2 separate regions of the Mus musculus genome follow, and region 1 is linked to region 2. A link is a loop called in an ENCODE intact Hi-C map of the cell type or tissue named here. Cell type or tissue: left cerebral cortex. All regions are shown on one strand. Links, peaks and the distances in the headings refer to the core of each region. The heading gives the core; the rest is flanking DNA.

Evidence for each region. Hi-C counts contacts between places; a loop is a spot of excess contacts. Peaks named below come from ENCODE experiments on the same cell type or tissue, not always from the same donor. Only the 100,000 strongest peaks of a DNase experiment are listed, where the experiment ranks them.
Region 1: it touches region 2 in a loop (2.1-fold over the local background); 1 of 42 quality-filtered maps calls a loop at or near these places.

What each region holds. Positions count from the first base shown.
Region 1 is chr14:58,197,212-58,213,695 of GRCm38, forward strand. No RefSeq gene overlaps it. Among named protein-coding and RNA genes, the nearest start is that of Gm33321, 95 kb to the right of the region's middle. In left cerebral cortex, for the core only: a CTCF peak has its summit at 9,418; no DNase peak of the experiment used is centred there.
Region 2 is chr14:58,702,575-58,719,058 of GRCm38, forward strand. No RefSeq gene overlaps it. Among named protein-coding and RNA genes, the nearest start is that of Gm25614, 60 kb to the left of the region's middle. In left cerebral cortex, for the core only: no CTCF peak of the experiment used is centred there; a DNase peak (open chromatin) is centred at 7,476.

The sequences.
Region 1 (16,484 bases), core at 6,657-11,656, 500 kb before region 2:
CTCCTGCTTCTAGGTTCCTGCCCTTGTGAGTTCTGTCCTGACTTCCTTTGATGATGAACAGTGATATGGAAGCATAAGTCAAATAACCCCTTTCTTCCTCCCCAAGTTGCTTTGCTCATGGTGTTGCACCACAGCAATAGTAACCTTGACTGAGACACTTGCCTAGCATGCAAGTGGCCCTTGGTTCAATACTCAGTACTGACAAAAGTTTAGTTTTAAATTCTTAATCTTTTCCATTTATTTGCCCTGGTTGGCCTCTCTCTCTCTCTCTCTCTCTCTCTCTCCTTCCCTCCAACCCCCTCCCCTCCCTCTCTCCCATCCCTCCCTCCCTCTCTCCCTCCCTCCATCCTTCCTTCTTCCTCCCTCCCTCCCTCCCTTCCTTCCTCCCTCCCTCCCTCCCTCCCTCCCTCCCTCCCTCCCTCCCTCCCTCCCTCCCTTCCTTCCTTTCCTTCTTTCTTTCCACAACAGAAGCCTGTTTGTTGGTGAGTCTTAGGAAGACCAGGCATTAGAACCTTCACGATGAACCCTTTGTATCTGAATGAATTTGGGAGCTGGAAGTATTTGTCTTGGGATAAGACAGAACTGTTTTTCATCAGAGGACTCCTAGCGGCTAGACTAAGCGTTCTTTCGTCTGCAGTGCCCACATGTGTAGGGGTGAAGTTTTGGATTATTGACTTGTTTGGGAGACTTTCCTGGTTGGGTATTGGGGAGCATCTGACTGGAGCTGAAAAGCCCAGGGGTCACGACTACTGTTTGCATCCTCAGTCCATCCTGATCTACTCATAGGAGAGACCACACCCAAGCTTAGGACTTGGAGGAAAAGCTTTTATTGGCCCCAATGCTTCCATGAAAAGTACAACATCTTGCTGTGCCTGTAGCTCTCTCTTCCTCTTCACGTTGCCCTGTAGAGAGTAGTGATGATCCTTAGTGTTTCATAGGAGTTAATGTACATATTAGTAGTTCCCTTGCCGCATAGTGGGGCTAGGTCAGAAATAGCTCTGTGAGATTGGGAAATGTGAACTGTAGCTAGATTTGTGGGTGCTCTTTGTAAATATTGAGGGAGGAGGAGAATACATGGGTCCACTAAATACTGCAGAAAAAGAAGAGAAGCTAGAGGAGTCTTTACTTAATGAATTAAGAAACTATCCATTAGCTAGCAAGACAGCATCTATATATCATTTATTAGGTTTTTAAAAAGAAAATACACGCAGAGAACTAATTTATGGTCAGGCAGTCTACAAAACCCTCGCTGACATCACCGCCTGACAGAGCTGCTCTTATCTTCCTATTACAAAGAAGGTAAGAAAGCAGAGAGTAGCCACGGCAGGTGGTGGAGGTACCACGTGAGTCTGTCTGCTGTGGAAGCTTCTTCCCCCCACTGTGCTTACCTCTTTCTGTCTCGGAATGCACACTTTTCCTTTGTCCTTTTCACTTATTGAAATGCAGTCTTCCTGTGCTACTATAAGTACCACCCAGGAGAGTTTTGGCTAAGAGGAAGTCAGTCAGTGTTAGTTTTCTGTCTCAGGTTTTCCATGGAAATTTTACCTGGCTCCTATCTTGGTGTGAACCTCTCTTCCTAGTTCTTAGTTTATGTTTTCTTTTTTTTTCTAATTCTCTGTTGTTCCCCAGCAAGTTGGCCCCCTGTAGAATATAAGCTTGATGCGATCAGTTGATAACCGGGCTTGCTTTCAGTTCATCTCTCGGCTGTCCCAGTATCATCTCAGACACATGACCCCATGGTTTGGAAGTGGATTGAGTTTGTGCTTCTGAAGCAGTCTTTATTGTTCCTAAGTATGGCTTGGTTTTATGATGTTATAGGTGCTGTTTCCTTTCTTAAATAATTTTCTAGCAAGATGTAAGACTCTGTAAGAGCACCAAACAGCCCAGAGAACAGACATATGACTGTTCTCTATATTTGAGATATGTGAAAGCTGAAACTATTTGCTGTTCATTTCATTGACCCACTCAGCAGCTCTTCTTTGCCTGGTGTCCACAGACAGTTTGGGTCATTTAAAGTGTGTCCACTGAGACACCACCAACAAAGATGTCCTCTAAAAGAAGACATGATGCTGAGTCTAGTCTAATATAAATCACATCTATTAATACTAAACTATGTCGACCTTCAACTTGTGTGGGATTCCTAAGAGATCTCCCTCCCGCTTTACTGAACATAGCTTTTTCCTCCCCTCACATAATATATTCCAATTACAATTTCCCTTCCTTATACTCCTCCCAGTTCCTTCCCAACTTCTCTCCCATCTATATTCATCCCTCATTTCTCTCTCTCATTAAAGAACAAAAAGGTTTAAAGGAGGTAATGATATAATTATAATACAACATAAAAATAAGACAAAAATCAAATATCAGAATAGGACAAAACAAAATCAATCAAACAAACAAAACACCCCAACAACAATAACAATGACAATGACAACAACAATAGCATCCCCAAGAACAGAAGAAAAGAGTGCAAGGAAAGGCGTATGAAGCAGATAATAAATGTAGAGACCCACCTGTCTGCATACTCAGGAATCCCTAAAAGGACACTATTCCTACCTCCTCTTTTCAGGGTCCCCTGAGCCCTAAGGGGAAGGATTTGATAGAGACATCTCATATAGAGCTGACTGTTTCAAGGTCTTTCTCTCTCTCTTTGGGTGTCTAATGACTGGTTTTGGGTCTCTGTATTTGTTCCCATCTGCTGCAGGAGGACACTTCTCTCATGATGGTTGATCAGGCAATGATCTATGAGTATAGCAGAACATCATTAAGAGTCATTTTATTGTTACTTTAAAAAAAAAGAATACTAGTGTTTCATTTATCCTAGGTCCCTGGACTCGATAGTCTCATGTTCTTGGTCATCAAGTGTCAGGTATAGATTGCATCTCCTGGAGTGGGCCTTAAGTCAAAACCGGTTGATTATACCCATAAGCTTTGTGCCACCATAGGCTTAGCATATCTTGTAGGTAAGACACCATTGTTGATCCAAGGTTTTGTGGCCTGGTTTGGTGTTTATGTTTCTCCTTTGGTAGCATGTAGAATACCTTCCTGTGCCAAAGATAATAGAATGTAGGGGTGAATATTCTATGTAGGCACCAGCTCGATGTCTTCATGTTCAACGAGTTGTGTAGGTGTTGTCTCCAGAAATGGGGCTCTTGCCATTAGTTTTCAGAGGGTAAACTATATAGTCTTGACAATAGCCTGGGTTGTTTGGGGGTTCCTACAGGTTGTGGGTTTATGTCTGGGTCTTCAATTCAAGTCTATTGATCAACATGTCAAGTTTGTGCCAGGATCATACTGTTTTTATTACTATAGCTCTGTAGTACAATTTGGGATTAAGGATTGTAATGCAGTTCTTTTATTATTCAGGATTGTTCTTTTTCTCTGTCTCTGTCTCTGTCTCTGTCTCTGTCTCTGTCTCTGTCTCTGTCTCTGTTTCTCTCTCTCTCTCTCTCTCTCTCTCTCTCTCTCTGTGTGTGTGTGTGTGTGTGTGTGTAATTTTTCCCTCTATGATGTACTGGTATGGGATTATTTATTTCCCTTGTTTTCTTGGGTGTGGTTAATCTCCTTAATTTAACCTTCTTGCACCTTCTGTACAGATGGATTTGTAGATAGATATTTCCATCTGTGATGATTGAAAGTTTTGCTGGGTCTAATAGTCTGGGCTTTTATTATTACTTTGTATGTTTCAATATTCTTTCTGTATCCTGTATATTTACTGTTTTGATTATTATATGCGGAGGGGAATTTCTTTCCTGGTCCGGTCTATTTTGTGTTCTGCATGCTTCTTGTACTTTGAGAAAAAGTATTTCTCCTTCCTTAGGTTAGGAAAATTTTCTTCTATGGTTTTGTTGAAAATAATTTCTGCTCTTTTGACCTATGTTTCATTTCTTTCCTTTATTCCTATTATTCCTAGATTTTGTCTTTTCATAATGCCCCAGAGTTCCTGGATGTTCTGTCCCTGAATTTTTAGATTTAACATTTTCTTTGACTGAGGTATCCGTGTTTCTTCAATCTTGTCTTTAATGCCCAAGACAATGTCCTCCATTTCTTGTATTCTGTGGGTGAGACTTGCTCTGAGATTTCTGTTTGAGTTCCTAAATTTTTTTATTTCCAGATTTTCCCCAGCTTGGGTTTCCTTTATTGATTTTATTTCCATCTTCAGATTTTGAACTGTTTTATCCACTTCCTTCCACTACTTGCTGATATTCTCATAAATTTCTTTAAGGATTTCACTCATTTCCTTTTTAGACACTGCTTTCATATCACTAAAGACTGTTTTAAAGTCATTGTCTTGTGCTTCAGCTCTGTTGCAATTCTCTCTTCCTCTTTTTATAAAGAGGATATTTTTTCTAAAAGGATTTATTTATTGTTATATGTAAGTATACTGTAGCTGTCTTCAGACACACCAGAAAAGGGCATCAGATCTAAGTACAGATGGTTGTGAGCCACCATGTGGTTGCTGGGATTTGAACTCAAGACCTTCAGAAGAGCAGTCAGTGCTCTTAACCACTGAGCCATCTCTCCAGCCCTCTGTTGCAATTCTTAATGTCTACTGTGGTAGGGTTTCTGGGCTCTAATAAAGTTGTGTTATCCTGGCTATTATTGATTGTGTTTTTATACTGGTATGTGAGTATCTGGGTTTGGGAAGATTGTAATTCTAGGTGCTGATATCTGGCCTTGTCTTTATTGTATGGGTGTTTTGTTTCTTGGTTTCTGTTACCCTCTCTAATTCTTTGGAAGGTGTGTTGGCTGTGTGTTGCCTAGTAGGGAATTCTCCTGGGATCCTGCTAGGTGTGGCCTCCATTGGTTCTCAGTAAAATGTGGGGATGGGCTAGGAGCAGGGACTGAGGAACCTGCAGGAGGAAGGAAAGCAGGGTGTTCCACCAAGATCTGTTTAATCCCCTGGGAATGGGGGCAGCAGTGTGTGAGGATAGGCCCTACATATAGTCTTCTACAGAGCTGGGGACTGGATATGGAGGAGAGTAGAGGGAGTGAAGACCTGAGGCTTGCCTACCTGCTTAGCTGGCCTACTTACTCCTCTGGTAGACTTGTTCCCAGGGAATGCCTGCTAGACTTGGGGGCTGGGATAACAGGATGAATGAAGAGGAAGGATGGAGGAGAAAAACTACATGGGGCCAGGCATAGCAGGTAGTCTGTTATAGAGCTGGGGGTGAGACTGGGGGGTCAATTTGGAGGGGAGAGAGAGAGAGAGAGAAGAAGAAGAAGAAGAAGAAGAAGAAGAAGAAGAAGAAGAAGAAGAAGAAGAAGAAGAAGAAGAAGAAGAAGAAGGGGGAGGAGGAGGAAGAGGAGGAGGAGGAGGAAGAGGAGGAGGAGGAAGAGGAGGAGGAGGAGGAGGAGGAGGAGGAGGAGGAGATCTGCAGTTAGGGTTTCTGTTTCTCTGGCCAGAGTGGCCTAAGGTCCCAAGGAATCTCCTGAGCGATCTTAACTAGCATTCTTCTTAGAGCAATTTTAAATGTTTGCATTAATTCTCCCTAGTCCTTCATCTTCCTCCTAGCAGTTCAGTTCCATCTTTTTTTCCTGTGTGGTAATTGCCAGGTATTGAAAGGCTGTGTGAATGTGTTATGAAACAAGACTTGTATTGTATGACTATTCTTATCTTGGATTTTCTTTTCTGCAGTGCCTTGAAAAATCTTTTTTTTTTCCCTCCTGTCAAGTCTCTGAAGGGATTTTCGCAGCTAATTTAGGATAATAAGGCATTTTCGCTGTTCTGCAGCTTTTCTTTTTAGGAATAATACATATATATTTCAGTAGCTTCTATTTAAGTTTGCCTAAACTGAATGAAAATGTTCACACGGTTTTTTAAGGCATCAATGCATCTGCATGTGTGTATAGCTCTGTGCACCGCCCACCCATCCTCCCAGGGATGGCACTGCTCAGCCCAGACTCCTGCACAAAACAGCACTTCACGGGCCTTTGGCTTTGATGCCTCTGTTGAAATTTAAGGGGATTTAGATGTTGGAGGTCAAAATACTGCCAAGGAAAATGTAAAGGCCATGATGTAATTGCTTGGTCAGAGGTCAGCTTTTTGACTAAACTGAAAGAGGCAGCTCTGTGCTTGGACAATAGTTTTCATGGTCATTTGAAATGAATATCTGTTAAGTGCCAGGGAAATGCCTTGGTCACCCTGAGACCAAAGAAAATGACTTCCAACATCGAATTCCTATTCTCTCTCCGCTCCCTATCTTCCTCCTTCCCTCCTCCCTCCCTCCTTCATTTCCTCCCTCCCACTTCCTCCCTCCCTCCCTGTCCATTCCTTGCTTTTGATCAAGTCTTACTGTGTGGCCAAGGCTAGTATTGAACTTCAGACCCTTATATCTCAGCTTTCTGCATGTTTCAATTATGTGCATGTGCCACCATGACAATCCTATGTGTTCTTTTGAAGAAACTTCACATATTATCACATCTCCTGTCTCTCCCATTTTTCACTTGCCTTGTGCAAGGTACAGCTTGGGATGTGGGAATTGTCCCATGTCACCCTCTCCTTTTTAAAAAAGATACTTTTGCCATGTGTGATGCTTAAATTTATGTGTCATATTGATTAGATTGAGAAGCCAAGGTACTTGGTTAAATGCTAGTATAGATCTTGCTGTGAAAGTATTTTGTTACTTGATTGACAGCTGTAGTCAGTGGACATTATATGACCTTTATAATGTGGCTGGCCTCATCAAATCAGTTGAAAAGTGTTAAGAGCAAGACCTGAGGATGCTGAGTGAAGATGGGATTTGGTCTCAAACCTACAGCATCAACTCTTGCCTGAGATTCCAGCCTTATAGTTGCCCCGTGGCTTTCAGACTAGCTGCTCCTGAGACCTGATAATCATGTGAGCTGATTTTAAACTAAATCCCTGATCCCTCACTGTGTGTATGTGTGTCTATGAGAAAGTGGGAAAAGGGAGAAGGAAGAAGGGAAGGAGGAGGAGAGAGGGACAGAGAGACAGAGAGAGAGAGGGAGAGAGAGAGGGGCAGGACTTTGCTGTGTTACCCAGGTTGGCCTCAAACTCTAAGACATCCTGCCTTACTTCCTGAGTGTGAAGATGACACCATGCCTGACATACCTTATCTTTCCTTCTGTCCATCCATCCATCCATCCATCCATCCATCCATCCACCCACCCACAATTTTGATCACACAGATGATTCCTTAACTAAGGCTTTTCCTGTATCTACAGTTTAATCCTGTGAGTTGACTTTTTTTGTTGTTTTTTTGTTTTGTTTTTCTCCAGACAGGGTTTCTCTGTGTAGCCCTGGCTGTCCTGGAACTCACTTTGTAGACAAGGCTGTCCTCGAACTCAGAAATCTGCCTGCCTCTGCCTCCCGAGTGCTGGGATTAAAGGTGTGCGCCACCACGCCTGGCGTGAGTTGACTTTTAAAACTAACCCTCTACCTATGTATTGGGTGGCAGACAATCTGGTCTATTGACTGACCCTTGACCCATATATCGTCTTATCTCTATCTGGCCACCACTTGCCTATTTTTCTGGAAAATCCAGGTACACCACATTTTAAATGTTCAGATACCCAGCCAAGTGCACTCTGATGATGTAGTAGACAAGTGCCGTCCATTAGTGTTCACTGTGTGGATGACTGCAAGTTACCTTTAAGTCTCTTCAGCAATGTGGGTGCCTTCTAAGTGGCCCAGATGGCTCCTCCTACTGGCTGTCTCCCTTTGTACTTGGCTCTGCCCTTCTTGTTTAGTTCTTAGAGGACTTGCCACAGGCAAAGAGCTGGCTTTCAAAAGTATAAGTCCCACTTACACTTTCTTTACCCTGTGTGGGTGACTATAAAATAGCTGGGCTTACATTTGGGGACATGAAGAAGGGGACTTCCTATTCAGACAGAGGGTTAGCTTGGCTAAGGTTCTGGTATGTATGTATGTGTGTGTGAGAGAGTGTGAGTTTATATGTGTAGGTTCACATAGGTCTCACTTTATCTCACTTTATAGCTTCAGTGGGAAACTCAAAGCCATCCTCCTGCGCCGGAGTCTCTTCAGGACTGGGATTATAGGGATGAACAATCACGGCTGCCATCATTGCTATTCTTCTTGTATCTGCTTACAGCCTGAGGTGGTTCATTTAATGAAATGATTTTTTTCAGAGTGACAGTTTGAAAACTTTCTCCAGATGTCTTTCTTATTAAATGAAGACATTTTAACAAACCATGAGCCTTAGAGACTTTGTAAGAAAGTGAATATGATAGCCTAGCTGACGGCCAGTCTCAGGAGGTGGCTGTTTCATGTTCTTAAGGGATGAGACTCAGAAGTGACTCAGTGAGGACCTTTTGGCACTAGCAGATGAAAAGAGTTTGAATGTTCTTTTGTACCAAAGGATGGTGAGATGGAAGAGTGTGGATGGGGAGGGGCTTCCTGGATAGAGCTTTGCTCTTAGGGTCTGGCCAGCTGCTCTGGAATACACAGATATGGCTTGAGTGCTCTGAAACCTTAGCCAAGGCAACCGTCTATCTGCACAGGAGAACTGAGATTCAACCACCGAAGAGTAAAGGGAGTTGATTGCGTAACAGTTTTGCTAAAAAAGGCAGTTAATGAAAATTAGGGTTTTTAGTTGGCTTCAGTGGTATTTGCTCTCCTGGGAATGTTAGGCATTTGCCATTTACTCTTGCCTTCTTCCCCCCACCTAGGTAGCTTCTGACCTGCTGGGCACACTGTCCTGTCAAACTCTCAACTCACTGAGCCATCTCCCTGCCACCGGAATGGTCTCTCCTTTGTGTGCATTTCTTTTGTAAATGTATGGCTGTTGACCCTTGGTTAATCCCTGCCCAGAGAGTGGGAAGCAGGAAGACCGGCAGGTGCCCTCATGGCTTCCTTCCTGCATGTCTTCCTGATGTGCTCCCAGTTTCTAGGAAGCAGAATGAGCCTCAACCTGGTTCATGTCCTTGATAAACGGGACTATCTCCTGGGAGCCTGTGCGAGTTTGGGAGTGGTCTTTTCTAAGTCCCAGTCCCACCTCCACTTGTGACCTTGAAAGGAATTAGGGACCCAGCTCCTTAGTGTTCCTACCTCTAAAATGTGACAAATAATGGCTACTGGGCAGAATATTAAACAGACAGAAATGAGAAGCTGTTTGGCTATTGGAAACTATCCTGTTAAACTGTCCACAGGACCCTCACCATTCAGCCATCTTGCCCACCCATCAGCGTAAAAGTTGATGGAAAGCTAAAATTATTATTTTTTTGCTATAGTCACTAGTATGATGAGAAAGGAAACATCTTTCAGATCTTCAGTGGAATTATGTTTGAGAGTCTTTTTCATTTGTGTCACCTTGGGGACCCGTAGTTCTAGAGGAGACCCCTTTAAACTCTGTCCACTTGATTTTATTACCATGGCAAGTAGAGCTACCTATTCTTAGGGAAAGGTAGAATTACTAGGTGTCTTGAGGGCAGTGCTGGCCACACTTGGTATTGCAGAAGAATTTGAAATGTGCTCTGAATAGTGAGATGACCCACTAGAATCTTAGAAAGCCAGCTTCTGGCTTTTCCTTACCACCTAGGGACTTTCAAGAAGGTGTTTGGATGAGGACATCCCTTGTCCCCTTGTCTCCTGTCTCCTTCAAGGCAATTTGCTTTCTTTGCCTTTTCACAGATGTATTTTGATGTTATTTTCCTCTGTAGTCACCCTCTGAATCCACAAGCATACATATATATGCACATACATATATTATGCATATATAATATTTAATACTTTTGGAGACAAGAATGCTAGGAGTATATGGCTATATCCTGCTTGATTTATGGCACACTTGTCAATTGAAAACAAAAACAACTTTATGACAACCTCCATCTGTAGTTAATGTCGTGATAGCAGTTTTATTTCAGGTAGTTGTTTGGAGACCATAGGGCAGATCTGTAACGCAACATGAATTGTGTATCTGGAATGAATCTTCCTTTGTTTCAATACATGCTCTTCAGTACAAAAGGTCATTTGTTTATGCAAATAGTATAAATGAAACAGGTACTAAAGAGGAAGCATTCAAGGTCATAAGCTATCTGGTCTCCTCCTTCAGGGTGGTCTCTTGAATGGTGACACCCCTTGTAGACTCAAGGAGAGTTGAGCTGTGTTGTGTTGTGTTGTGTTGATGGAGGTGGGCCAGAGCGAGGTAGCTATGGGAACCATATGGGGAAGGCCAGGGCCACTAAGACAGGGAGCACTGTTGAGTACTTCTGAGAAGTATGACTCATCTTTACATGGTCCTTGGAAGAAGATTCAATAAGTGACCCACTGTCTATATGGTGGTGACTATGTTAGCACTGACAATCCCCACTGCCTAGTGACTTGTGAGTGCTGTAACATCATGTCACAGTACATTACTGACCTGTGTGTAGCAATGTTGGTACAACACACCTACTGTGCTATCGGCTGTATATAGTAATCATGTGCAGTACATACCACCTGCTAATGGTAACAGATGTATAGATTCTGGGCTCTGCCTTTGTCACTGTTTTAGAGTGAAGTCCCATTCAGGAAAAGTTTGCTGCTTGTTATGTGACACCAGCATCTAGAAAGGCATGCTTACTACTTCTCTTGGCTTCATGTACAACCACGTGGAGTCACTGACCTGAAATCTCAGGCTTGGGTGAGTTCTGGCTTGTTCTTACAACCGCAGCATACCCAACACACCCATCTGAAGAGCATGCACCCTGTCATCAAGGAACTTATGACTGTACCCTAATTTCTTTCAGTTGGATATGAACCTCAGAACTCTCTAACTAAAAAGAAAAAGATTAACTTATATAATTAAAACTTTGTACCTTTGATGCAAATCTCCCCAGGACATTTACCTTAAGCTTAAAAGCAGCATGTTCTCAAGTATATCTTTTCATATACGGTATAGGATATTCAAAGGATGCTGTGTTTGGATGGAGAAGGATGTTGATGGGCTTTCTAGGAACACCATACTCCACATCCAGTGCCCGTGCCCTCACCATGGAATGAACTTAAGCTCTCTGAAGCCCATCCCATGGTGATGGCAGACTTCCATAGAAGATAGCAAGAAGAGTCCTGTATCCCTTTGGAGGAAGTGAACTTGACTTTGCTGGCCTGAATGACCTGAAAACCAGGGGCTTAAGCTTTTAGCTAAACCAGGCCTTTAGCTTATGGGGTTGTTTTTCTTGTGCAAGCTGTTGACCTCTATTCCAAGGAACAAAGTCTTTGAAAGACTCCTTGGACATTAAAATAGCTTTACAAAATAACATTTTGGTGCTTTAAAGTATAAACTAACCAGAAACACATGATTTCACTTTCCCATAAATCACAGAGGGTTTTGCCTAAGAGAAAAATGCATGGCAAAACACATCATGAATAAACAGTTTAGGGTGGTGATCTGGTTGCACAAGCAGGGCCAAGGGTTGGGGAAGGTGATGGATTTGCATTCTGGTGGAGCAGGAACCTAGGACAGTCAGCCTGCATCTGGTGAAAGGCAGCCAGTACCAGTCCTTGCTTTCCCTGTCCTTCACCTGAGCCATTGAATGTGATCTTTAGCTTGGACTACTTTAGAGGAAAAAAGATCAAGTGATAAAGATTCTCAAATGTGCTTAATAAATGTATTTTCACTAATCGGATAACCTAGCTTCTCTCTTAACTCCACTTGCTCTTTGTCACATGGCCTAGTGGGTTCATAAGGGATATTGATAATCAGTACATGGGGACAGACTTCCACAGTGGCATGTGTTAGAGAACACTGAAGAATATAAAAACATATTCCCTATAATATATTCTTGGCATTGTAATTTGCATTGTTCATGAGGTACTTTCCTCTTCCCTTTTTCTCCCCCTCAAGATATTTATTAATGAAATGTTCAAAGAATGTGAATTCGCTGAGGCCAGTTAAGTTTGGCTTTATGTTCTGAATAAATTTGCTATTACATTTATTTATTTGTATGTTTATGCATATTTGTGGGCATGTGTGTGCCATAGAACACGTTGGAGGTCCCTGGACAACTTCTGGATGTCAGTTCTCTCCTTTTCACCGAGTGTGAGTCCTGGGGATAGAACTCAGGCTTGTTAGGCTTGGTGGCAAGGGAATTTGCCCACTGAGCCATTTTATGGTTCCATGTTAGCTGTATATTTTTGCTTACGTTTAGGTTTTGAGATTTGTTGGGAATTTCCTAGATTCTTCATGATTCCTGGACAAAAATAATTAATTCCATAAGCTGGGAGAGAGGAGTAAGGGGTGGAAGGGGTGGGTTTTACTGTTTTGTGTGTGTGTGTGTGTGTGTGTGTGTGTGTGTGTGCGTGTTTGTGCTAGCAGTGCAACAAGCAAGTACTAGCCCCGGTAGCATATGAGTGTGTTAATGAAAGTTACATCACTGTAAATGAATGTCCTGCACAGGTCACTTAGGAAGCAGAAAAGATTTTTTTTTTGTGGCTTACAGCTTAAGAAATTCAAGCACAGGGTGGGCCCAGTGGCTTGGGCCTCTAGTAAAGGCTATATAAAATGTTAGTACCACTGACAGAGGTGACATCTTGAGCCAGGAAGCAGAAAGATACCGAGAGAAGTGTTCCAATTGAAGATGTATGTGATCGTAATGACCAACAGGCCTCCTACAAGATATCACCTCAAACAGGTTCATGGTGTCTACCTGTGTGCCGAAGCCTGGACACGTGGAACTTGGGAACTCAAACCACAACAATAAGAAACAACAGAATGGAGGAGAAAAAAAGTAAAAGTTGGGTAAAGGACTCAGCTGTCTGTTAAGTTTCAATGCAGGAATAAGTATTGACGTAAGTTTTGGGTTCTGTTGGTACAGAGATGGTTCTGGAGTTCGAAGACCTTACCAGAAGTTCTAGTCCATTGATGAAGGTGCACCAGCTATGAGTGTGTTGAGATGCAATCATGTCTGGCTGGTGTAACAGTGTGGCCCAGGCTCAGAGTCAGGCACATCTCCTTGTGTGTCTTTGAGCAAAATTTTCCCATGGCTGGTAGGGTGTCAGCTTGCACAGTGGTGATTGCTTTCCTGGAGATGGTCCAGCAGGGCACTGCTGGTTCACATTGGAGACTGTCTCACTCAAAGGACACTTGATAGACAGAGTTGATGAGCTTGTAGACTGTCTATCCCCATCACCATCCTTATCCATTGAGACTCTGCTCAATGGCTTTGATAATAGAAGAATAGGTGGGAGTCATATAACCCCAGGATCAGCTTTCTTCCCATGTCCACTGCCTCCTAGGAAGGAATGCTAGTTCAGGATGACTATCATTTATTAGCTTGAAATATGTGAATGTGAATTTTCATCTTTTTTTTTTAAAGATGCATGTTCTGGGGTCTAAAGGCTAACTTTTTCCATTTGAACAATATGGTTGAATTGAATGAGAAAGAAAAGATTTGAAAGGAACTCTTGTCACTACTCAGATTATTTTTCAAAGTCTGCGTGAAGACCTGGGCCTTGCGTTCTGCTTCCAATAAACTGTGCAGGAGGTGGCAGGCAATATGGTTGTGGCCAACCGTCCCATCTTTTGTTTATTGACTGTGTTGCTTTCATAGTCTCTTAGACTGTGACCAATCTTTTTGACCTTACATTTTAGAATCCCGCACGCAGTGCCCTGAAGGGGAACATTGTGGAGAGGACATACCTTCCTCTGCCAACCTATTTTCCATGAAGGAGTTCTGTCAGGATGCCTTAAGTGCCAGGGTATTTACATATTTACTTTACTCCACCAGAGGAGAGGACTTTGAGCGTCTTCTCTCTCAGTGAGAGGCCTTTAGAGCTATTCTCTGGTCATGGGTCGTGCAGCTTCAGACAGTCCCTGAATCCTTTCAGTTGAGTCATCTTCCCCACTTCAATGGTCAAGGTAGCCAACCTGTTTGTACTGAAGACATCTGCCTTGAGGAATTGTGAATGATGTAATCCAACATGTATAAATCTGAACAGTGTGCTGTATTCAGGACTTGGCTCATTGGGCCTTAAGATTAGAGGCTGAACAGAGAGCAATGGGAAGATGGGCACTGGGCTCCCCATGAAAGCTGTGCTGGCTTCAAGTGTGAGGAAGGACAGGATATAAAAAAAGAGGACCCAAGATCCTGAGGATGGTCTGATAGTGTTGAGAGAGGGTTAGGGACCGAGGTTTTCAGCAGTTTAGTATTATTGTATGATGGAAAGAGGAAGTTCCAATGTGCTCTGGCTCACCAGGGCAGATGTAAATAATGATGATACATGGAATATCTCAAAAATAAAAGCAAGGTCATTGAATATATTAACCAAAAAGAAATGATAAAACCAAAAGGTGATAGACATGTTTCATTCCCTAATATCACTAGTGAATATAAACATTGCTCTATACCAAGAGAGAGTAGAGGGGGCAGGCAGAGTGAGAGGTGGGAGAGGAATAGACAGGCAGAGGAGAGACAGAGAGGGAGATCTTTGAGGGGGAGAAAAGAGGGAGAGTCGGGCAACAGTGGGAAGGGGAAGGAATAAGTCTGTATTAGACTCAGAGGAGCCTATGTGCTGGATACATTTGTCTTGTGTTAGACCAGTGGGTCTGAACCTTCCTAATGTTGTGACCCTTTAGTACAGCTCCTCACATTTATGACTCACTCAACCATAAAATTATTTTCATGGCTACTTCATAAGTGTAATTTTACCACTGTTATGAATTATAGATATCTGTGTTTTCTGATGGTTTTTGGTGACTGCCTGAAGGGTCTATTGACCTCTGCAAAGAGGTTGAGAACCTCTGTGTTAGAGGGTCAGATCTTGAAAGCAGCACTGATCAATGTAGGCCTATAATCATATGGGCTGTTCAGGAGGTTTAATCAATAGGCCATGGAAGAATTAGCCTCTGAAGACAGTGTGATTCGGAATCAGAAGATCCCAGGGTTTGGGAAGAGAACCTCATTCCAGTTTCCCTCTACTTTACACTGGCATTCCCATGTAGCACATGTGAGGGGAGAACTCATATCTTAAGGTGAATTTAGGGACAAGTGCTGACCAGGTGGAAAATCACCGGAACAGACCAGGATCTCCTTTCTTTCCAGTTTCCCTCATATTTCAAACTCTCATCTAGCCTTCAAAATCACATGATTATAACTCTCTATTCTTACATCTCTCTCTCTCTCTCTCTCTATCTATCCATCTATCTATCATCAATCATCTATCATATCTTCTAGCTATCAATTTTCTATCTATGATCTGTCTGTCTACAGATTTTCACATTTTTTTCTGTTATTTCTCATATGCTGAGACCAAATACCTGACAAAAAGAAAGTCAAGGGATGAAGTATTTTTCCTTTCCTTATGATTTGAGGGTGTACTCCATCATGGCAGGAAAGTCACGGAGTGGGGGAAGTGAGTGTGAAGAAGCTGTGCTGCAGGAGTTTGGGGCTGCTCGCTCATTTGTCTATGGTCTAGGAAGCAGGGAAAGGTGAACATTATGTTCAGCTGGCATCTTTTTATCTTCTTTTTCATTCAGTCCGGAACCATAGACCATGGGTGATGCCATCCACATCCAGAGCTGGTCTTCTCTCAGTTATCTTCGTCATCACCATGGCAGACACACCCAAAAGTGAGCCTCACTAATGCCCGATCAAAATTGACCATCACGACCATCCACATTCTTTCTCTTTCTCTCACCTCTTGACTTGCCATCGTTTTGCTTTTGTCTACTCACTTACCCACCATCTATTATGAAACAGGAACCAAAGAGTGGTCTCGGAAAGAAGGCTCAGGCATAGCTACTAAGAGTCTGGCAGAAATGTCTTCTGAAAAGGGCAATGTCTATACCATGTGTCCTCCTAGTTAGCTTGCAACAGTTCCCAAAGCTTCTCTTTCCATCTGGCCTCTACTGGGCCATGATGGGAAGTGAGCGAGGAGGAGTGGACTCTGAGATGAGACCTCCCCATAACCACTTCCATCTTATTTACATTCACAATCTGTGGCTCTTTAATGTGTTTATGAGTGGAATCAATAAGAACAACAAGAACCCCATTTTTCCAATTAAATTTAGTTACAAGGTATTTAAAGCATATAGCATAAAGGAATAAATAAAACATGTGTCATATCTTTTGTTGAGAGAAATAAAATTAGGGGGACACTCAAATGACCACCACAGTCCTGATGCACCTCAGCAGACGTCTCAACTGTTTTATTCAGGAGGTTATTGTCCTCAAGTAGGCGTGTGTTCTTTGTGTCTTGTTTAATTGACATTGTGTTTAACATAAGCTATACCCTTTTTTGCATTTCTACCATATGCGTATGTATTCAATGAATATAATATGTGGTATTGGTCTGAGTTTTTAAATGATTACAAAAATAGGAACCTACTCCATGTTTCATATGTTTTTGTCCTCTTCTTCCCCTGCCATGTGTTTTAGACCTAGCCATGTATATACACATAGATACAGGCAATTTGTTTCCATGTTCTTTGTTATTGCCACAATATGCATGCACTGGGATTCATCTACTTACAATTGTTTTCTGGCATTTGAGAGAATCTTTGCCCTCAGTGCTTGCCCTGTTA
Region 2 (16,484 bases), core at 4,645-9,644:
GGGTGAGTGTTTCAAATATGCATGGCAAAGTTACCAGGATGGTGAGACACCTGTGTGGAACAAGTGTATGACACCTGTGTAGAACAGGTGTGCTCCCATGCCTATTTAGAATACTTCTGGCTAGGGTTCTGACTTGGGCCCTATCCTAATTTTGTTTCTGTTGCCCTGATGCAGAGACAGCCTAGGGGAGAAAAGTTTTACTATAGCTCACAACTCCAGGTTACAGTCTGTTATAGCAGGTGACTCAAGGAGGTAGGTGGCATCCACAGACAAAAGCAGAAAGAAAATGAATGTATGCATGCTTAGGGATCAGCTATCTTTCACTACTCCTAACAGACCAGGGCCCCACCCCTAAAGCATGGAATTCTGCTGCCCTCTTCCAATGTTAGTCTTCTCATGTTAGTTAAGGTTATCAAGAGGATTCCCTACTGACAGGACCACAGGACACCCTGATCTACAAAGCACTCATTGAGACTCTCATCCCAGGTGATTGTAGGCTGTGTCATGCTGACTATTCACACTAACCCTTGCACACACATTGATGGATGAGAAGGCTTCTTCTGATCATATCAGGTAAGTACTGGTGCATGAGAGTCCCAAGAACAAATCCCACCCAAAGGAACAGATGATGATGGAATAGAGGAGGTCTTGTCTTGACAAAAGGACAAAGAAGGGTTCCTCTCTTTCTGAACCATACCCTAATGGGTAGCAGAAAAGAGGGTTAAAAACAGAAGTGTAGGCCCACAGCTTTCTGTCTTGAGTTGAAAGGCTAAGGGGGAAGGGTTTCAGATCATGGTGTTACAAAATTCTAAGGACATGCTGTGGGAGAGGAAGCTGTGCTCAAGGTGGTCTCAGTGTGATGTACTGCCCTGGAGAAGTACTGAGGCAAAAATGGTGAAGTTGAGGTAGGGTTTCTAGGACTGGCAGTTGGCATATGGTGTAGAGAAGACTGGAAACACCTCCATGGGGAGGCATGAAGAATTTGCAGTTGAGGCCAATACTGCAGTATAGCAGTTTCTCAAGGAGGATCAAGGAACAGACATTGGGAATTTTGATAAGAAGAGGACCACAATGTCTGGGTGGCCTTGGAATCTGGAACATCACCATGATTATGGAGATCTTCAGAAACTGGAGAGTGTCACTCAAATGTAGCACTCTGCTTCCTTGCCACTCATTCTCCAGCAAGTCTAGAAAAGCATGTTCCCTATCCGTAGGCACTCAGATGCTACTGTGAAGTCGAACAGGAGGCCTGGGACACTGAGAACTAACCCCAAGACATGATTTCATTTGGGGGTAAGGCTGAATTACCCCGGCTGAGAAATTAGATGATCCTGGGGAAGCAGGAACACTTCATTTATTCATAGCTCATGGCAAGAATACTTCATTTATTCATAGTTCACCCATCACATGGGTTCCAAGACTGACCCCAGAGTTCAACAATATCCACTTAGGACCCAAATACTCAAAAGGTTTAAATTTTGGGCTATGTGTATTTGTATATCTGTATGTATGTATATGCTTGTGCATGTGCTAGTGTGCATGAGAGAGAGAGAGAGAAAGAGAGAGAGAGAGAGAGAGAGAGAGAGAGAGAGAGAGAGAGAGAGAGAGAGAGAGCGCAACAAAGGCCAGAAGGGTCTCACATCCCCTGGAGCTGCACTTACAGGTGATTGAGATATGTCTGATATGGGTGCTTGGAAGTCAATTATAGTTCTCTGAAAAAGCAATGAGTGCACTTAAGCACCGAGCAGCTCGCTTTAGACAAATACTTCCCAACATGTGGGTTGTGATCCCTTTGGAATCCAATGACCCTTTCACAAGGGCAGATACCTTATGTATCAAATATTTACATTAGGGTTCATAACAGCAGGAAAATTATAGTCATAAACTAGCAATAAAACTAATTTTATGCTTGTGGGTCAGCACAACACGAGGAACTCCATTAATGGGATGAACATTAAGAAGGTTGAAAACCACTGCTCTAGACCAATACCCAAAGACCTTGAGGACTATCAAGCTGCTTAGTTATTTAGGTCTGCATATCAGTGCAACTCAGAAAGGTCTTTTTGCTGAGTTACATAAGCTCAATGTAGTCCTTGAAAACTCTAAGAGGCCAAGAGGCAGTGTGACTTGCTAACAAAATTATTAAGATATGTCACGGACAGAAGGAGCACACTCCTACAGGGAAAAGACATGGTAGATGGAAAGTTCTTGGTTTTTAACTAGAAAAGGAAATGCCATTAATCTGTTTTCTCCCCCCTGTAATAGCACAGAGGTTTTGGGAAGAAATCAAAATAAAAATCGCTAACACTGAAAATCAAGTGCACCCTGACAGGCCTTTGTCCATGTATGATCTCAGAGAGGAATGTTTTAAAGGAAGTAGTCTGAGGGTCAGATGAAACCATATGCTATTCAATCTGTTGTCACTGACATCCACGGCCCTGGTAGCAGCTGAGGGCTGTGATCCATTAAAGTCTTTCTGGGACCTCTGACTTGAGAAGTTGTGGCCAGTATCTCTCCTCCTGCCCCCATGCTAAATGCAGTTATAACTGCAGAAACAGAGAAAGAGGCAATCAAGGGCATTTACTGTAAGAAAGGACAAGAAGAGCAGGCCTACTCCATACCCCACAGGACGAAAGGCAGCCCAGAAATGGTACCTTGTGTTGTTTTCTCATTTTAGAGAGAGGATTTATTTTGTTCCATAGTTGAGGGTGTTAGTCCATCCTGACAGGGAAGGCATGCAGCAGGAGCAGCCTGAGGCCCTGGCGGCAGCTCTATGACATGGGTGTACAGCAAAAATATTCCCTGTTTATAGGACTGTTGAAAGGTTTAATCAGATAGTTTGCATCATAGGCACTGCATATGGGGGAAAAAGGTGGTTCTGACCACTCACACTGTGGTCTTGGCATCTAATGTGGGTCTTGGTACAGGAGCTACTATGCACTTTCTTCATCAACATGATATAATATGTTTACAATAGCTTTTAATGTAACATTATGAATACAGAAGAGTTCAGATGGACTGGGTTTACAATGAGTGGTTCACCTTACAATTCGCTGACTTTATAACATCATGCAGACCCTGCACACTCAGGAGAAACCATACATTTTGCTCCTGGGTCAGTCTCGGGTGGTATTGCACACTTCCCTGATGTTAGTGGTGACTGCAGGCCTCGAAGCTCCCAGCTGGGGAATCCATGGAGACCACACTGTATCGGGGCTTGCTAAGTCATAGCGTTTGTGTGTTGGGCAAACTGAGTGCATGTTTCATGTGTGGCATCTTCAGATTATAATGAATTTATCAGGATGTCATGCTATGATAGACTAAGGTGTATTTGGGTCAGAAACACTCACACTAAAGTAAGAAGTGGGACCAGGGAGTTTCTGTTACTACAGTTGAATATAGTTTATTATTATTTAACATTGAAAAAAACCATCAATTTTTAAGCCAGTGCAATTTGGCAAAAGAATACATTTGAACAAGTTAAAACTGAGAAAATAGGAGACACCAATTTAGTCCTTGTGAGATTGTTTAATAATATATAAGAAACACAATATGAATTCGAAAAAACATAAACAGGAAGAGAAGATCCAAATAATAATGCCATATAAAAGATATGCCACCTTGGAGAAAATTTAATGAGAAAATACCTAAAGTAGCCAAATTTTATTTCTGCCTTTTATTTTCTTGTAGTATGGCCTCTTAAAAGTGACCTCTGCCCTTTTTACTCACTGCATATTCGTGCATTTTTACATTCAACCAACTGATCCTCACCTGAATATCCATTATAGGAAACCCCTTTTGTCTATATCATGGGCTATTCTGCAGCCACAGAAAATACAATTCCAATTCGAAAGCTTTAGATACAGGTGAAAATGTTTCCTTGATGGCTGTCCTGTGAAATAAGCAAGGTACACAATGTTTAGAACAGTTGTATCAAAGCACGACATACCTCTACCAACCTAGACTCTACAGGGAAACTCTCCACAGGCTCTCTAAAGGGCAGGCCTGGGGATGCAGCCCAGCAGTGGGTTTTATGGCCAGCACACAGAGAGTTCCAGGTTCAAGTCTTGGCACCACACCAACTACTGATAGCATTAGTGTTCTGTAGAAGGAAAGAGAAGTGCTGAGAGTCAGACAGGAGGAAGTTAGGTTATTGTAAGAGTTGTGTTGCTATGGATATCACACTATTAAATTCAAAAGAAGTACATGCACATTTTAACCTGATATTGCAGGCTCTGTCCTCAAATCTGCAGAGATGCTCTCAAGGTTAGTTTCTATTATGCCTACATAGACATTGCGGCACTTAGCAGTGTTCATTGGGGAAAATGATGGTATCGGTGCGTGTATGCAAACACACAACCATCCAGGTGCACGTGCTTCTGTGTGTTCATGTTTCAGGGGGCAGAGGTCAGTGTCAAATGATTCCTGTATTATTTTCTATTTTTCTGTTTGCTTGTTTTTGAGATAGGGTCTCTCTCTCTGAGCCTGGAGCTCACTAGTTGGCTAGACTGGACAGCAACGTGGATCCTCTCTTTCTGCCTTTTCAGTACTGGGTTTATATATAAACTGCCATGCTTTCCTTTTAGGAAATAAATAGATAAAAACCATGCATGTTAAGGATCCAGACTCAGTTCCTTACATGTGTGTGGTTGGTCTTTACTGAGCCATCTTCCCAAACCCCAGACAGAGACTTTCTATAGAACTCTATGACATCCAATATTTTTACTTTTAAACACTCTTTATATATTTTAGTATGTTTTTATTCATTTGTATTTGTTTGAGAGGGAGTAGTAAACACCAGAGGACAACTTACTGCGAGTAGATATAGTGGATACTCTTTCCTGAAACTAAGATCTATTTATTCCCTAGCTTGCCTATATAACCCCTTTCCCCTTTATGCTTGTTTGTTTTGTATCTTTGTTCTTTGACTTACCATATGGCAATATTTTTTAAAATTATATCTTATAGAAAAAAGTACAAATACACAATTCGGCTTTTCCTCGGGAAGGAATTTCCTGTGATAGGGTCTTACTCCATAGCCAGGCCTGGCATCTATAACCCATCATGTAAACAAGGCTAGCCTCAAACTTCTGGTAGTCCTCATGCCTCAGTCATCTGTGTGCTGGGATCCTTGATGTGTGTTACCTGCTTCATCCTCCTCCAGCATTTTAATTAAAATAATCAAGAAGAGTTACCTCAGCTTCATACCACATCACTGGAAATGGAGGGATTTCTAGGTGTTTAGAAATGTCATCAAATTTGAATAAAACTTTATTGAGTTTCACACAGGAGCAAGATGAGTTAAGTCATTCAAGCTTTGGTGGATCTATTTGATGTCTGAGCTGGCATCTCATGTTCCTGAGTGGAAATTGTGCATTATGAAAATTCACTATATTTGTTCAACATAGACACAAACAAAAAAGTCATCAGAAAACTTGAAAATCCCCCCAGCTCATTTGAATAACTTCCTCATTATTAAGGCACTGTCCAAAGAGCTATATAGTGAGATTTTTACCTTTGCCCCCTTTCTGAATCTCTGTCTCTCTCTATGTCTGTCTCTCTCTATGTCTCTTCTCTTCTCTTCTCTTCTCTTCTCTTCTCTTCTCTTCTCTTCTCTTCTCTTCTCTTCTCTTCTCTTTCCCTTCCCTTCTCTTTCCCTTCCCTTCTCTTTCCCTTCCCTTCTCTTTCCCTTCCCTTCTCTTTCCCTTCCCTTCCCTTCCCTTCCCTTCCCTTCCCTTCCCTTCCGTTCCCCTCCCCTCCCCTCCCCTCCCCTCCCCTCCCCTCCCCTCCCCTCCCCTCCCCTCCCCTCCCCTCCCCTCCCCTCCCCTCCCCTCCCCTCCCCTCCCCTCCCCTCCCCTCCCCTCCCCCCCTCCCCTCCCCTCCCCCCTCCCCTCCCCTCCCTTCTCTCTCTCTCTCTCTCTCTCTCTCTCTCTCTCTCTCTCTCCCCCCTCTCTCTCTTTCTCTCTCTCTGATATTGTAATGGACTTTTTGAATTGAGAGATTTTTTTGTTGTTGTTGTTGGTTCTATGTGTAGACAAGCTGACAACCAAGGTTATCGATCACATCACTCCTGGAACACTGTTCCTTCAGGCACGTGCATAAGACTCATCAATTCCTTCTTTTTCTTTATGGCTCTGAACATGTTTGGAGTAGAATGGGTAACCAATAGGCAATGATGTATAGGTCACAAAAAGATTCTTTGACCCAAGCAAGCAGTGAGTGACATGTTACATAGAAGCCTTTTGTTTTTAAATGTTCTGAGCCTTTGCGTAATGAAAAGAAATGAGTTTCATTTGTGAAACTCAGAGTTCTACAGACTTACCAAGTCACAGACATCTGCCATTTGTAGGCATATCTCCAGCTAACTTTTACAGTAACATTATTTCTATACCAAAGAAACTCTGTAGTGTTCCAAAGAAACTACTTACAAAAGGATTTGGGGTAAAGGACCATTGAAAAGTGCTTCCTTTGCTGCTCCAGTGTGCTCATGTAGTCACTCATCCACGAGAATTCTTTCCTGCTATGTATGAGGCATGTGTCATAGCCTAGGGATCCAATGATTGGATCCTGAGCATAAGGTGTGTAACTAGCACTTGTCTCTGTGAATACAGGGTGAGATTAACACAGTCTTGACCATCAGGAAGGATTTTTTAATGAAGTGTCCTTTAAGTCAAGATCCAAACGATAAAAATACACTTTGAGGCCTATTTATAGCTGAGACCAAGAAGCAGCCTAGGAGAAGTTGAATGATCCCAGCAGGGTTTGAGCACAGAATATAAGAAACAAAAGGTGACTTGAAGACAAGTCAGTAGTCACTGTGCTGCAAAGTAGAGGTCTGAAATCATTGACTTTTCTCTTCTACTACACAGGGCAGCAAGGTTTTTAACAGGACTTTGTACCAGTGACTCTGAGGTCTAGGGTTTACCGGGTCACATGTTGCCTAGTGAATACTAGGTAATGTTTTTGTTAAATTGATGCAGTTAAATAAGTTGAAGACAGTAAACTTTTGTCAGGAACATTCCAGTGGGAGAAGTCACTGCTCTTGAGTGTATTTCGATCTACTGTTTCTTCATTTATTTAGTATGCCACCTTGGAGGAAACCAGGAAGGCCAGACACAGGCATGATAGTGATTTGCCGTCTTTCCTGACAGAGCCACAGGCCAGAGCTACTGTCTCAGGAAATGGGAACAGCCCTTCCCGACACAGTGGGGAATATGTCTTTGAGCTTTTGAGTTACTTGAAGTGTCAGGATCATTTATTTTTTTCAGAATATGCAATATCAAAAAAAGAGTGGCAAAATGGAGAGAAAAATCCAAAAGAAGAGAAATAGTAGACACTGCAGACTTGTTTCCACGTCACCGGCCAATAAACGATGTCTAGACTCTGTCCGTCACTGCCATCTGGAGAGATCGCCTGTTCTTACATAATAAGTGAATCAAAGACAAACAATCACACACGTGGGAGAAGCAGCAGGCTCTTTGCATTTGCCTCCCTTAGGAAGGCTTTGCCAAGAGGAAGGCAACTCTTCCAGCTCAGCCAACCAACACTTTGTGCAAATTGCTTCAGTTCCCAGCTATCGAACCCTTCTGACCAGCCAAGCCATTTCTGAATAGCTCAACACTTCTTACTTTGGCCCAGACCCAAGGCTTTCCTGAACACTGAGAATTCATATGAAGAAGATTATATAAACTTTCCATGACTATTTTTTTTTTCTGAGCTTGAAACCAAAGTAATATTTGAGCATTCTGCTATCTAGGGTGAGTATTTCTGAGTAACTGGTCAGGCTTTTACATGGGATGGGAATACAGGTTTACTTGAGGATGTAAGACAGTAGAGAGAGCTCGGTCCTTAGGGAACTATCACATAAATGAACAAAGCAAGAACAATGGTTCTAATGGGAGAGAATGTCCGACCTCTGCCTCGGCTCTCTACAGCTCCTTACCCTTTGCTTAGATGACACTTTTTCTTCTTTAGCTTTCTCTTTGCTGCTCAATTCTTGTCCCCAATTTTGATCCCTGAATCCTTTACAGGATAAAGGCATTGTTAGAATAAAAGAAGCAGGAGGAAGTGATACTTCAGACTGGTTAGCAAGGAGGGTTTCTGGAATCCTCCACAGCGATTTATGTTCCTTCCCTAAATCATTAGATATTTGAGAAGAAATCAAGCCGTTGGTTTGGGGACTTATTGACTTGTTTTCTCAAGGCAGTATCTCAGGCAGTAGCCCAGATTAGCCTTGAATTCTCACAAAGTTAGACTGCTCTCAAACGTCTGTGTATTCCAGATCGCCTCAAACTTGGAACTTCCCTCCCTTAGCCTCCTGAGTGCTGAGATTACAGACATGTGACACCAAACCTGGAATAAAAAAAACAAAAACAAAAACAAAAAACAAAAAACAAAAACTTTTTTGAAGCAGTTGTGACATGCTGTGGTTGCTAGACCAACATTTATGATTGATCTGGGGCCTTTGGAGCATGGTGTTCATGAGCTCACACAATGAGTTGAGGACTTCATGCTCCCAAATGGCTGTAACCAACAGCAAGTTGGGAGGAAGAGTTATTTTTAACCTTACAGTAGGGCAGGGACTTAGGGCAGGGACCTGGAGGCAGGAACTGAAGCAGAGACTGTGGAGAAATACTGCTTCCTGGCTTGCTCAGTTTGATTTTGTTTACATCTCAAGTCCATCTGTCCCACTCTGGGATGGACCCTTCCACATTAGTCATCAATGAAGAAAATACCTCCATGGGTTCATCTTCCAGCCATTATGATAGGCTATTTTCTCAATTAAGGTTCTCTATTCTCAGGTGGCTCTACTGTGTGTAAAGTTGATAGAAAATCAACCAGTATAGGCTTCCTCTACTTATCTGTGTGACCAACTCTCTTTAGAGGATTGGACATAGCTGTTTTTGGAGTAAGGGCTATAAATTCATGAATATGACAGGAAAGTATGAAGCTCATAATCACTTTTATCCAAGTCACCTAGCCTTGGTGCTGTGTCCTCTAAAGGCTTTGACTCTTATTCCTACATTTTGATCTTTGTCCACTTTATACTGTTGTTTCTTCTCCAGGAAGCTAGTATCAGGAACAGAGCTTTCCTTTAGATACCTGTCCAGTCCAGGTCTTTATGCTTCTTTTGACTTTATAACAATTTAAAGTTTAGATGCTTGAGTTGAGCATATAACTCTGTCATGGGCAAATCCAACCTATGGGCCATGGGCAGTATAAACTTCAAGATCACTACCAATACAGCCCACTGTACAATCACAAAACTCTTTAAAGCACTACAGAAGTTTTTGTAAAAAAACTTTACAAAAGTTGTAAAAGCCCGACCAATTTCTAGAAACGTTAATGTTTTAAAATGTTCAATAGCATGGATATATCCATTACAGAGCTCTTAATGTTGAGAGTGAATCCTCATGTTAGAGAAAGCTTTGTGCAAGACATTGGTATTGCTCTATTTGACCACAACTTACTGTTATCTCCAATACAATTAGATCTGGAGACAGAAGTTTGAGTGTATAAAGTTTTGGAAGAAGTTCAGGGTCATGGTAAGAGGAAAGGGAAAGAAAGGTAGAGGAGGGAAGACAACTAATAAAATGTATTTACTCAGGCTTCTGCCTTGGTAAGAAATTGTGGGTGTATTCCAAGGCATGTCTTGGATTTTTCTTATCTAAGTGATAATAAAACCAGAACTTTGCTTGTGGCCAAGGACTAAACACTCAATACATGAACCCGTGGGGACACTTCTTAGTCACAGCACATCACAAGGAAGCTCCCAGGAATGTTGCTTCTCTGTCACTTCCAGACTACATTGGTGTCATCAGAGAAGCTGGCTGATGGGTCAGGATAAATAGGATAAATGTGCTCAGGCACAGAGGCAGAACTAAACATGGGTAGTTCATGCCATTCATGTGATGGGTACAAAGCTCAACAGCTTAGAACAAGCTTCATTTTAGGTGAACATACTTGTTAATGTTCAAATTCTCCTGAGAATACTGCTAAGTGTTATCAAAGTTATTTGGTAACACAACGATAAATGATACAAAGAAGTCTAACTAATGTTTTTTCCTTCATGTGCTTTTAGGGTTGCATCTAAGAATCCACTGCTAAATCCATTCCCATGAACATGTCTTCCATCTTTTCCCACACAACATTTATGGTTGTAGCTCCTGTGTTTGTTTTTGCCCAGTTCTGGAGTACAGTTTGATCTTTGGTTTGAGAAGACCAGGTTTACTCTTGTTCATATCCTCTTCAGTTGTGTAGCACTAAGGATGAAGAGACTTCAGTCTCCCTCTTGAGAGTTTTTTGGGATCCGGTTCATCCATCAGTTGACCACAGACATGTGCCTGTGATCTGGACTCAACTCTATTCTGTGATCTATTCTCACTCGTACTTTACTTGTAGAGTTAGCTTTTTTCACAAGCTTTTCACTTAGGTGTGATTGTTCTAGTTCCATTCTTCTCTTGAGAATTGTCTTGGCTAATCAGAATATCTCTCAATTCTGTGTGAGTATGAAAATCAGACCTACAACTTCTACAGAGATTGATGTCATTTCATAGAGTGCCCATTCCTTTCCAGATTGCCTTGAGCAGTATTTGCTGGTCTAATAGTTCTAAGCATCCCAATCTATGACCATGGGATAATTTCACACTTACTCGTCTTCAGCTTCTCTCAGCAGTGCACCTCGGTTCTCAATGAATAAGCCTTTAACTTTGTTTAATTTATTCGTAGACACTTTATTCTCTGGATGCTGCTGTAAATCTTGTTTTATGTATTCATATTTTTCTTTCTGTATTCATGATTGATGGTGTTTAGAAAAGTGATGTTTCATGTGTTGATCTTACTCAGCTGAAGTTTTCCTGGATCATTTTTGGCTCTAGGTTTTGTGTTGAATTTAGGAGATTTCTATCTTAGGATTATGCCCCTAAAAGATGCCTTTACCTCTTTGAAATAGGAGGCCTTTTGCTTGTCTTTCTGTGATTGCTTTGGCAATGTTTAGTGGTGATGAAGAAGCTGGCTCTTGTGACTCCTGGTCCAGAGGGAACGTTTTCAGACTTCTATCATTAGGAAAGGGGTAGCTCTGCATTTGTCATAAATGCTTTTGAGAAAGGTCTTCTTGTTCCTCAGTCTGTCTCTGTCTCTGTCTCTGTCTCTCTGTCTTCTCTCTCTCTCTCTCTCTCTCTCTCTCTCTCTCTCTCTCTCTCTCTCTCTCTCGATGCCATCCTGAAGTCTTGTTAAGAAATACTATCGGGTGATTTTCCCCCTTAATTCTGTTAATAAGATTTATTTCACTTAATTGATTTTCTTCTGATGAATAATTCCTTTGTTTCAAACTTTTGTATACCTAATGGCATTACTGGGAAAGGACTTATCCAGAATACATAAAGAACTGTTCACAGCAACAACATAAATAAGCTAAGAAACAGCAGAGTGCAGTGGACAACCCTCCACAGGCAACCTGCAAGTGGACAGAGTGAGCATCTGGAAAGACAATCTGCATCATTTTCCAGTGGAGTAAACAAACTGGGTCATACCTATGCCACTCTACAGCCCAAGGACAGAACAGGAAAGAGACAGAAAGCACCAGGAGGTTAGGATAAAAAGACCACCTACGCACTGCACTGGGGGTACAGATGGCTAAACCACTGAAGACATTTTTTAAAGATTCATTTAATTTAGATTTTGTATATGGCTGTACTGCTTGTGTGTATATCTGTGTATTTGTGTGCTTGCTGCCTGTTGAGGCAAGAGGAGGAAGTAGGGTCCCCTGGATCTAGAGTTACAGATGATTGTGAGTTACAATGTGAGTGCAGGGAACTGAACCTAGTCCATGGAAGAGCAGCTAATGTACCCACCTTCCATGTTACCTTTGCAGCATTCTGGAGAAATTATGAGCCTGTGGGGCCACCCTTATTCAAGCCAGAACAAGGATGGGTTTGAGAAACTTGAAGAGGCAGCATGAATTGGGATGAAGATCTGGGGGATCCTTCCAGTTGTTTTCAATGGTATCATAACTGGTGTGTCTTATTAACCAATGCTGCCCTTATGCACAAGCATGCTTACTTAGTTTAGCAAGACAATTTAGTTGAGCATTGGGTCTAAGAGTTTCAGTCATTGAGTGTGCCTTACCACATCGTTCAGACCTTATGTGTCAGTTGTAGACAGCAGACTGTGGAGCTACCAGAGTTTGCTCCAAAACCAGTTAGACCAAACGACACTGAAGGAAGCTATTCCATATTCACTGGAAATTATTAACATCCTCTATTCATGAAGGGCCAGCTGTCTACCCAAGCTGTTGTAAAAGGGAAGGCATCCCCTATTTTCTGCTGAAACCCACTGCAGAAATGTACTGGAAGAATCAAAGGAAAAGGGCTAACCACCAAACAAGTTGGTACCCAATAATGTGCTGAACAACATCAAATTCCTGGGTCTGCAGTAATGTGTAAGTGGCTCTCCCACACTCACTGTGTGGAGGGAAGAGCAGCACTTTCAGTGAGTCATGCTCCAGTTACTACTTTTATGGCTTTCTACTTGGTACAACAGTTCTGAATAATTGCTTCATATGCTACCTTGCATATAGATGCATGGCTCTCATTAACTTCTGTTTCTTGCTCTGCCAAAGCTGGAGGTAGTGATCTCAGGTTTCTACCCATTTCCTTATTTTCTCTGGAGGCTTAATAGTGATAGGCCCATATTGTTGAGTTACCATGGCCCATGGGAATAGTCTACGCAAGATTCCTTCATGAAGGTGGGGCTGTTATGTACTTATCCTTGTGTATTTGTACTTATTATAATAAAAACATTAAAGAATATTTAGAAAACACAGAAATGAATTTTAGAGCAGATTATAACTGGCAATTATCCATAAATACTTGTTATTAATCCTAAAACATTTCATCCTAGTCTTATTATATATTTCACATGCTTTCTGTTTTAGTTACTTTTCTGCTTGCTGTGATAAAACACCATGGCCAAAGCAACTTATTAAAGTATAGTATTTTGGACAGTGGTGGTGCATACCTTTAATCCCAGCACTTGGGAGGCAGAGGCACGTGGATTTCTGAGTTCAAGGACAGCCTGGTCTGCAGAGCGCGTTCCAGGACAGTCAGGGAAACCCTGTCTGGAAAAACATATATATAAAATTTGGGTTCTCAGGGTTCCAGAGAGTATTAAAGTTCATAACAACCTTGACATAAAGCATGGTAGCAGGCAGGCAGACATGGTGCTAGAGCAGTATCTGAGCACTTACATACAGCATGAAGGAGAGAGAGAGAGACAGAGACAGAGACACAGAGAGACAGACAGAGACAGATACAGAGAGACAGAGAATGAGAGAATGAGAGAATGAGAGAATGAGAGAACAAGAGAACTATTGGTTTGGGATTTTTAAAATTTAGTTCTTTTTTATTTTTTAATTTATTAAAAAAGAATTCTTTTTAAATACAATATATCCTAATTACTGTTTCCTCTCCCTCTACTCCTCCCAGTTCCTCCCAAATTTCCTTCCCTTCCAGATCTTTCTGTCTCTCATTAGAAAAGACCAGATTTCCTAGAGATAATAACCAAATGTGACAAAATAAAAAATATAGTAACATGAAGCAAAAATTATTATATCAAAGTTGTCATAACAACTGAAGCAGAGACCATGGAAGAGTGCTGTTTACTGGCTTGCTCCCAGTTTTCTTACTCAGTCTGCTTTCTTATAGAACCCAGGACCGCAGGCCAGAGGTTCTATACACAGTAGGCTGAGCCCTTCTCCATCAGTCACTTGTTAAGAAAATGCCCTACAGCTGAATATTATGGAGGCATTTTCTCATTTGAGGTTTTCTCCTCTCAGATGCTCTAGCTTGTGTCAAAGTGACAAAAAATTTGAGCAGTATACATGCATGAATATATATTATAATATTGCATTTATTTTGCATTTACAGTTTAAAAGGTTTAATGAATATTGTCACATGTCATTTTGTGCTTTTGTCTCCTAGCTTCCTTGCTGTTGGGTTTAATTTGTCATTGAATGTATGGTTTTATAATATGTTCTTTAGCTATGTGTTAGGTCTATGGTACATTTTTATTTATATTAATAGTTAAATTTAAGCATTTCAAAAGTATTCTTAACTGACAGGTTCTGTTACGTCACATTTTCTGAATAAAACATTTCCCCTTTGTTTTGTATATGCGTCAGAAGGAGTCTCTTGGCTTTTTCCATATATTGCATTTTGCAAACTGTGTATATAACATTTAAAGTAAAGCATACATTAATAGAGTTTAAAATCTAAATACTATCTTCTTTGAGGACAAACAATGGCATGTTTTTTTGGCTCCAGATTTCTCACAGTGCAGTGAATTCTGGCAGTGCATTTACTGCCAATAGTCAACTGTAGTGTGTATAAGGGAATGCTTTCATTGGACACTTACTGCATTGTTATTGGGAACACATCTTTGATTCTGCTTCCACTAATAGAAAATTTTAGATCAATGCACTTTATTTTTGAGACAAGTTTTCATTCACAGAAAGTCTGAGTGGAAAGGAGAGTTCCTCTCTGCACTCTGACCTTCAGCCTTGATAGCCAGCCCCATAGTGGTATATTGTTACATTCCATACCTCGCCTAGCTCACAGTTCACAGTGCTATGCACATAAGGTTTGCATGAATATCTAATAATACATACACCTAGCAGGGTCATGTTGTATAGTGAACTTCTGCTGTCTTAAATGTTCTCTTGACAATTGTCCTAGAGTATTTTCTGTGGCTATGATAAGCACATGACCAAAAGTAGTTTGAAGAGGAAACATTTTATTTCATCTTATAGGTTATAGTTCATTGCTGAGGGAAGTTGGGTTAAAAACAAAAGCAGAGAGAGAAATTTGAATCAGAAACACTGAATGACTTCTTACTATTGCTCCCAGGCTCATGTTCAGCTGTCTTTCTTATACATCCCAGGCTACCTGCCTAGGAACAGTACTACCCTCAGGTTGCTGGGCTCTCCTAATAAATTGATGAGCTTTGGGACCATGTCTCAATGTATAAGACAGATCATGATCTAGAAAGACTGACATCAACATGTATATGAACCCACAACCCACACATAAACACACACACACACACACACACACACACACACACACACAGGGTTCTTTGCATAATTTATATAATAGCCCTTGATTTGATATTCCTTTTGCAAGTATCCTCTCCAGTATGGCATTCATATTTCTACTCCCTTGGCTGTATTTTTTGCAAGCATAAAAATTAGTTCTAATGAACTCCAGTTTATCAATTCTTTTCTCATGTCTCATGCATTTTGTATCATATGTTAAAACCTTAATACCATACCCAAGGACAGGTATGTTTCCTCTTAGTAACTATGAGTCTTATAGGTTTACAACTTATAATCTGGCCTATTATCCATTTCAGGTAAACTTATGTGATGAGTGAGATCTGTTTTTGCCATTGTTGTTTGTAGATGCGAGTGGTACCTGTTGGCACATCTACCTCATCTCCATTGCATTGTCTCTGGTTCCTTGCCAGAGATCAGTCAGCTGATCTTGTTTATTTCTAACCTGTATTCTGGCTACATTTCTGGACTATCGTGCTGGGTATCTGTGTTTGTCTCATTGGTCAACAGAATCATATTCTCTTGGTCACTGTGGTTTTCTAGTAAGACTTAATATTGAGCTGTGTCGATCCCTCAAGCTCTTCCATCCTGAGCTGACTATTCTAGGTCTTTAGTATCTCCACATAAACTTTAAAATCAGCTCATTAATAGCCATCAAGTGATCTCTGACTAGGGCTATCTTAGTTACTTTTGTTGCTGCCAATACAGGATATCTCATAAAATCAACATAAGAAGAAAAGTTTATTTTTGCTCATAGTCTAACATGGCAAAGGAGGCAGTGGGTGGCAGCTGGGCACTTTGCATTCACACTCCAGAAACAGAGGTGAGAACTGGTGCTGAGTTCTGAGACCCCAAACATAGGATTGTGCTGCCACATTGAGGGTGGCTCTCTCTACCTTAGTTAAATCTCTCTGGAAATGTCCTCCCAGAAACATTCAAAGATGTGTTTCCATGGTGATTCCAAACCAGTGAAGTTGACAATGAAGATTAACCATCCCAGTGACCTCATTTAGAGGAAGGCCATTGACAGCTGTAATTAAGGCAAACATTGAAAACAAGATTACCTGTGATTAGAGTGGTGATCCCAGCCAGTGATAGGGTCCCTAAAAGAGACACAAAGAAGAAACAATCTCCCCAGAAAGAAATATGGGTGATGGTAGAGGCAGGTATTGGGAAGATGGAGTGTAAGTCACTCAGTTACTACAGTTTCAGGAGCTGGGAGAAGCAAGGATTGTCCCCTAACACTTACAAAAGTAACAGGGCCATGTTTTCATCTTGATGGAAGACTTGGCTTTCAGAACCGTGAGAGAATAAAGTTTTATTAACCTAAGTCACCAGGTGCATGGAGATTTGTGATGTTTGTCTAGGAAATGAG